2 separate regions of the Homo sapiens genome follow, and region 1 is linked to region 2. The links are chromatin loops, found by intact Hi-C in ENCODE. Cell type or tissue: mammary epithelial cell. All regions are shown on one strand. Links, peaks and the distances in the headings refer to the core of each region. The heading gives the core; the rest is flanking DNA. Region 1 holds the start of TRX-CAT1-5 (tRNA-iMet (anticodon CAT) 1-5). Region 2 holds the start of TRS-AGA2-2 (tRNA-Ser (anticodon AGA) 2-2).

Evidence for each region. Hi-C counts contacts between places; a loop is a spot of excess contacts. Peaks named below come from ENCODE experiments on the same cell type or tissue, not always from the same donor. Only the 100,000 strongest peaks of a DNase experiment are listed, where the experiment ranks them.
Region 1: a loop joins it to region 2, with 8 times the contacts of the local background. A loop is called at or near these places in 13 of 110 quality-filtered maps.

Annotation. Positions count from the first base shown.
Region 1 is chr6:27,331,463-27,334,385 of GRCh38, reverse strand. TRX-CAT1-5 (tRNA-iMet (anticodon CAT) 1-5) reads left to right here and starts at 1,330; the gene lies at 1,330-1,401. RefSeq lists a silencer at 1,326-1,405. In mammary epithelial cell, for the core only: no CTCF peak of the experiment used is centred there; DNase peaks (open chromatin) are centred at 1,265 and 1,445; H3K4me3 peaks cover 1,031 bases.
Region 2 is chr6:27,478,298-27,481,220 of GRCh38, reverse strand. It overlaps TRS-AGA2-2 (tRNA-Ser (anticodon AGA) 2-2), which reads right to left and starts at 2,409; the gene lies at 2,328-2,409. TRD-GTC2-6 (tRNA-Asp (anticodon GTC) 2-6) reads right to left here and starts at 1,547; the gene lies at 1,476-1,547. RefSeq lists a silencer at 1,435-1,494. In mammary epithelial cell, for the core only: no CTCF peak of the experiment used is centred there; DNase peaks (open chromatin) are centred at 1,680 and 2,380; H3K4me3 peaks cover 1,659 bases; H3K27ac peaks cover 1,223 bases.

The DNA.
Region 1 (2,923 bases), core at 210-2,709, 150 kb after region 2:
CATGCTAGCCTTAGCCCATGTTCCATCATCATCCAAAAGCTTACATTACTAATGATAAAACATTTGCAATATTCCAGAATGACCCTGTCTAGCGTCATCATAAAGGAAGCTACAAACGAGAGCTGGTGTTCAGGGACTTCCTAAAAGCTCTGTTCCCTGATTGATATAAGCTACAAGAAGAGGAAGATCTTATCTTTATTAGTTTATTATTATTTTTTCGTGTTTCTGTCAAAACGGCGCCAAAAGGGATCCAATCGAAATTGCAGCTGTCATGTAATAATTTGAGCTACACATCAGGTTTATCCTCTTTATTTCAGGGGCACCGTTTTTGTTTTGCTTAAAATCTTGTGCCTTTGCAAGCAAATGAAAAAACTCTCATTTGATCATTACATATTTATACATGTATCGAAATATCACTCTATATCCCATATATACGTACAATACTTACTGTCAACTAAACTTCTTAAAATTACACTGCTATCACGAACAATTTCATTAAAGTCAGAAGTTGGAAGTTGTCAAGCTCATGATAATGGATACAAGTTTTGCAACATTCAAATTTTTTGCTAGAAAGCCCCAATCTTATCATTGGTCACAAATACTGTCAGTTGTTTTCCTTGAAGTGGCAGGCTCACTTGGTTAATTAAAAATTAAAAAAAAAAAATCATGTCTGTCAAATACCAAGTCTTAATAACCATAGCTTCTTAATCATTCTTTCAAATAAAAATGGTGTTTTCTGAAAAAGCCACTAGTTATGCTTGCAACGGAATAAGTTGGAGGAGTGCTTTTTCGGGAGATAACATTGTGCTGAGGTATGCAACAGAAGTCCTTTATGTATACTTCCCATTTCGTCACACAGAACACACACAACTCGAGTTGAACTTTAATAAAATTAATCATTTTTACTGCATCAAGGGGAAAACATCTCTTCTACGGTTGTCTATGAAATTTTTTGACAGAAACAAATAAGACTGTTAACACGATTCCTCTCCGGTGGCAGCTGCGTTCGCTCCACGACTGCCTGGATTCTACTCGAGAAGACTACACCTAGTGTTTTGCTTGGCGCCCTCCTCCTAGGCTCGCTATGATAAACGAGTGCTTGCTAAGAGGCTCAGACGATCTTTGGCAGGTTGGAAAAGCACAGATCTGGAGGTTATGACCTGAGGCCATCTGATTATCGGGTAGCGAATCTTCGACTTGCTTGGCAGAGATAGGGACAGTGTAAACGATCAGATACAAAATGAAATAATTAGACAATGAAAATTTTGTCGGTACTGAAAGGTGATTTTGATGATTGAAATTAAGATCAGTGGTCTTCAGAAACCGCTTAGCAGAGTGGCGCAGCGGAAGCGTGCTGGGCCCATAACCCAGAGGTCGATGGATCGAAACCATCCTCTGCTATGAGTTTTACAGCTAAATCGACACGCAAAAAACAAAAACCAAGTCCCTAGGTTTTCATGCATTCAACAGTTTCTGAAAACCCTCATTTCTGCTTCTGCTCTTTGTTATGTGTTTCTTTCCCACCTTTGAAATCTCACCATTCTCCCAAAACTCACCTACTTCACTGATCCACACCGTCCTACATTGGAAAATTCCTTTCCTCCCAGGTGTCGGACAAACAAAAGCATACGCTCAGCTGAGATGCTTTTTTATTACTACGTTGTATAAACCCACATTTACTTCTGTTAATTGCCAGGACATTCTCTTCCTTTATTAATTATTTGCTTTAATAAGTATTTGACAACATATAATAACTTTATTGTTTTAAACTAGTTGCTCTCCACCTCTCTGCCTTTGTCATTAGTTTTGTTGTTTTTCTTGGTCACCAGAAAAGTCTTTTTTTGGGTGCGAATGTTAAGTTCAATAACTATTTGCTGAAGGCAATCAGTTGGTTCCACCTCTTCAGTCTTACCTTTTACAAATCTTAGGTAAATGAGTAAGGACTGTTGTATTGATCCTATTTACATTAATCCTATATAAACCAGTTTGATTTCTTAGACTTAGTGCAAAAAAAAAAAAAAAAAAAAGAAAGAAAAACAAACAGGTAACAGCTCACTAGCGAATACAAGTAATGTTCAGAGTACATGAATACACTTCTGTTCAATGAATTGACTCCATGGAATTCAAACCACCTCCTTAGCTGTCTTTTCTGAGTCCAATAATTCATTTACAATACCAGTCAACATTAGTGATATGTGCTAAAATCATTTCTCAATATGAATAAGCATATCTTCTTAGGACCTATGTGGCTTGGTTGGTACAATACCAGACTTTTACTTTGAGAGTAAAGGGGTCAACCTCTTGCCCAAATGTAGTGGCAGACCAAGTGCAGTGGCTTACACCGGTAATTCCAGCATTTTGGGAGGCAGAGGCAGGTGGATCACTTGAGGTCAGGAGTTCGAGACCAGTCTGGCCAACATCATGAAACCCTGTCTCTACTAAAAATACAAAATTAGCCAGGTATGGTGGTGCATGCCTGTAGTCCTTGCCACTCAGTAGGCTGAGGCATGAGAATCGCTAGAACCAGGGAGGCACAGGTTGCAGTGAGCCGAGATCATGCTACCACACTCCAGCCTGGGCAACAAAAGCAAAACTCCATCTCAAAAAACAAAACAAAACAGATGTAGTGGCGTTTTCTGGTTTGTGCAGTAAGGTTTCTCTCTATGTATTTGAGTGGGCATACTTAAGAAACCATACCCGAAGTGTCTCATACATACTTGGATGTGATTTAAATGCTAAATTCTGGAACCCTTAGGCCCTTTTGGAAGGTGACGAGTGTATTTTGTGAGAGAGACTGGGGTCATAGGTGGACAGAGGTCCTATCTGGTAGGCAGCCTCTAAGATGACCCCCAATAATCTCTACCTCCTGGTATTCTTGCCCTGGTGTAGTTCCCTATGTACCAGGGGTGGTCTTTGTGTCTAA
Region 2 (2,923 bases), core at 272-2,771:
AATCAGACATATTGTTATATGCTGGAAGAGTATTCTTTCATTAAAGAAGCAATGCTGTTGGCTTTGATTATGGCTCACAAAAATATTGCTTTTAATATTCATCCATTCAGCGTTGGTCGAGGGTATATACTAGGTACACTTCTAATTCCTACCTTATTATAAAGGAGCTTAGAATGATTTGGATTTCGCCATACCTTTCCATTTTATATTGTCGTTGCTGTTTTGAAATTTAGTACCATTTGTTTTCATATTCCAACATGTAATCATTACGAAACAATGTTGTTTCAGGCATTCACTCTTTATGTAGCTTTTGTCACATGTTATGAATTTTCTTGCTCACTTATAACATTTTGAATCCCACTCCTTCATCAGTTCTAAATTCCTATTCATTAATGTAGTCGTCACTCTTGTCATATGCATTGTTCAAAATTGTATATTTGCCCTTTTACATTTTAATTCGTATATTTTCATTTATAGTTTTATTAGGCTTTTCTCCTTTTAACTTTCCATTCTGAAATTATTTTAGACTGACAGACACAGTACATGAATAATACAGATAATTCCTGAGCACCCTTCACCCCAATTCCCTCAATATTAGCACATTAAGGATATTCCTATATTTTCTTTTCCTTCTCTCTCTCATATATATACATAAATGTATATTTCTGAACTATTTGACAGTGAGTTTGAAGACACATACCTCCCCTTACCCTTAAATACGTATTTTGTAAATAGGTGTGAATTTTCTTAAAGACATTTTGTTCTATAACCATAGAACAATTAATACAATCAGGAATTCACATTCATAATATTATAAAATCTATAGACTTTATTGAGATTTCACCAACTATTTCAATAATGTCCTTTAAGATAAAAATTCCAGACCATATGTTGCTGTCATATCTTTAAGATCTTCTATAATGTGGACTATTTAGTCAGCCTTTCTTTGTGTTCTGTAACTTTGTTATTTTATTTATTTGTTTATTTATTTATTTATTTATTTATTTATTTTTCCTCCCTGCTTGCCTGTTACTAGGTTGATGCAAAAGTAATTGCAGTTTTTGAGGCGTACAAGTCAGTTATTTTGTTAAAATCTCCCTCAATATGGGTTTGTCTGATGTTTTCTGATTTAGATTACATATTTTTGCCAAGAATACCACAAAAGTGACGTTGTGCTCTCATGAGCACATCCTGTAAAAAAGGTATATAATGTAGATTCGTCCCAATACTGATTCAATCACTTGGGTAAGATGGTATCTACCCGGTTTCTCCACTGTGATGGAGATTACAGTGCAGAGTGGAAATTTTCTTGCTATTACAGAACCTCATGATTTCTACAGCTTATGGTTTTTGCGATCAGTATTTCGTTGGTTTGAAAGAACTCTGCTAAAGAAAAAGAGAACCCAACATTTGCCCAGAAGACTAGAGACTGTGTTTACCGGAAGTGTGCTTTTCTAAAAAAAAGTTTAAGCCTCCTCCCCGTCGGGGAATCGAACCCCGGTCTCCCGCGTGACAGGCGGGGATACTCACCACTATACTAACGAGGAATTGACGTGAAAATGGAGCTCTTAGGAAATCCCTGTGAAGTTACTCGCTATTGTCCATCTTTCTTTGCTCTGTAGTCACACGTTTCCCCTACCAAATATACGCAAGGCAATTCAGCGAACGTGTCTCCGCCCAACCGCGAATCCTCTCCAGTTCCTCCTTCATTCCTCGGACGCTTTGTCAGACCCTTTTAAAAAAGAACTCTCGCTAGCCTCCTTTGTGACGCACTGGTTTCCGTCTATGTTCAACCATGGTTGGAGCCCTAGCTAACATAGGAGTTACAAATCCCGAAAGGTGCATCGGTTGGTTTCAAAGACAGGAAAAGCAGAGGTGGGACCAATACCTGCGCTCCGTTGAGGTAAAATAGATAAAGAGTCTGCAGATGTATTTTTAAAGTTCAGGATGCGTCAAGTGGCACGCAGAAGCTTTATCACGAGTTCCCTCGCCCCCAAACTGAAAGCAAATATGACATCGTATTTCCTCTCTGAAGTAAATACGATTCCTCTCTGTTCTCAGTAAAACATCCCGAAGTCGGCAAAAGTTCAGGCTGCGTTAAGTGGCACGCAGAAGCTCTATTACGAGTTCCTTTACTCCCAAACTGAAAGCAAATATGACATCGTATTTCCTCTCTGAACTGTTCTCAGTAAAACATCCCGAAGTCGGCAAAAGTTCAGGCTATGTTAGGTGACACGCAGAGGCTCTATCACGAGTTTCTTTACTCCCAAACTGAAAGCAAATGTGAGATCCTATTTCCTCGCTGAACTGTTCTCAGTAAAACATCCCGTAGTCGGCAGGATTCGAACCTGCGCGGGGAGACCCCAATGGATTTCTAGTCCATCGCCTTAACCACTCGGCCACGACTACACGAATGGAGAAGGCTCCCTTCACATCTTTAAACAGAATTTACACCAGCTAACTGACAAGAAACGGTCAAAAGAACAAAATACGGTAAAAATGGTTTCCTGGGCAAGAAACTGGAGTCTGCGAGTTCATTAGAAACTCTAACGTGAAGTGCAAGTTGGATAAGACAAGCCAACCTCTCTGGGGCAGCCGCAAGGAGTCCTTGCCCTATCAGCAGTACCGTTTCCAGAAAACTAGAGACCACTGTACCTCTCTCACCTGGACCCAAACTGACCCCGCAAGGAAGTGGAATCAGACCCTCACCGTAAATCTGGGCCTGACACATTTAGTTTTTGTTTGAAACTTCCTCTCATTGAGGCTCCTTGATGAATGCTAATGGCTTTCAAGAAGGGACTAACTTTTGATTTGTGTCTGAACTGGAGGGCCAGAAAATGATGCAGAAAAGCCTACTTGCACTTTCTTGCTCTGATGAGGTCCCTAAGTCTCTAGGCTCACACCAACCCAAGGGAGTATATCT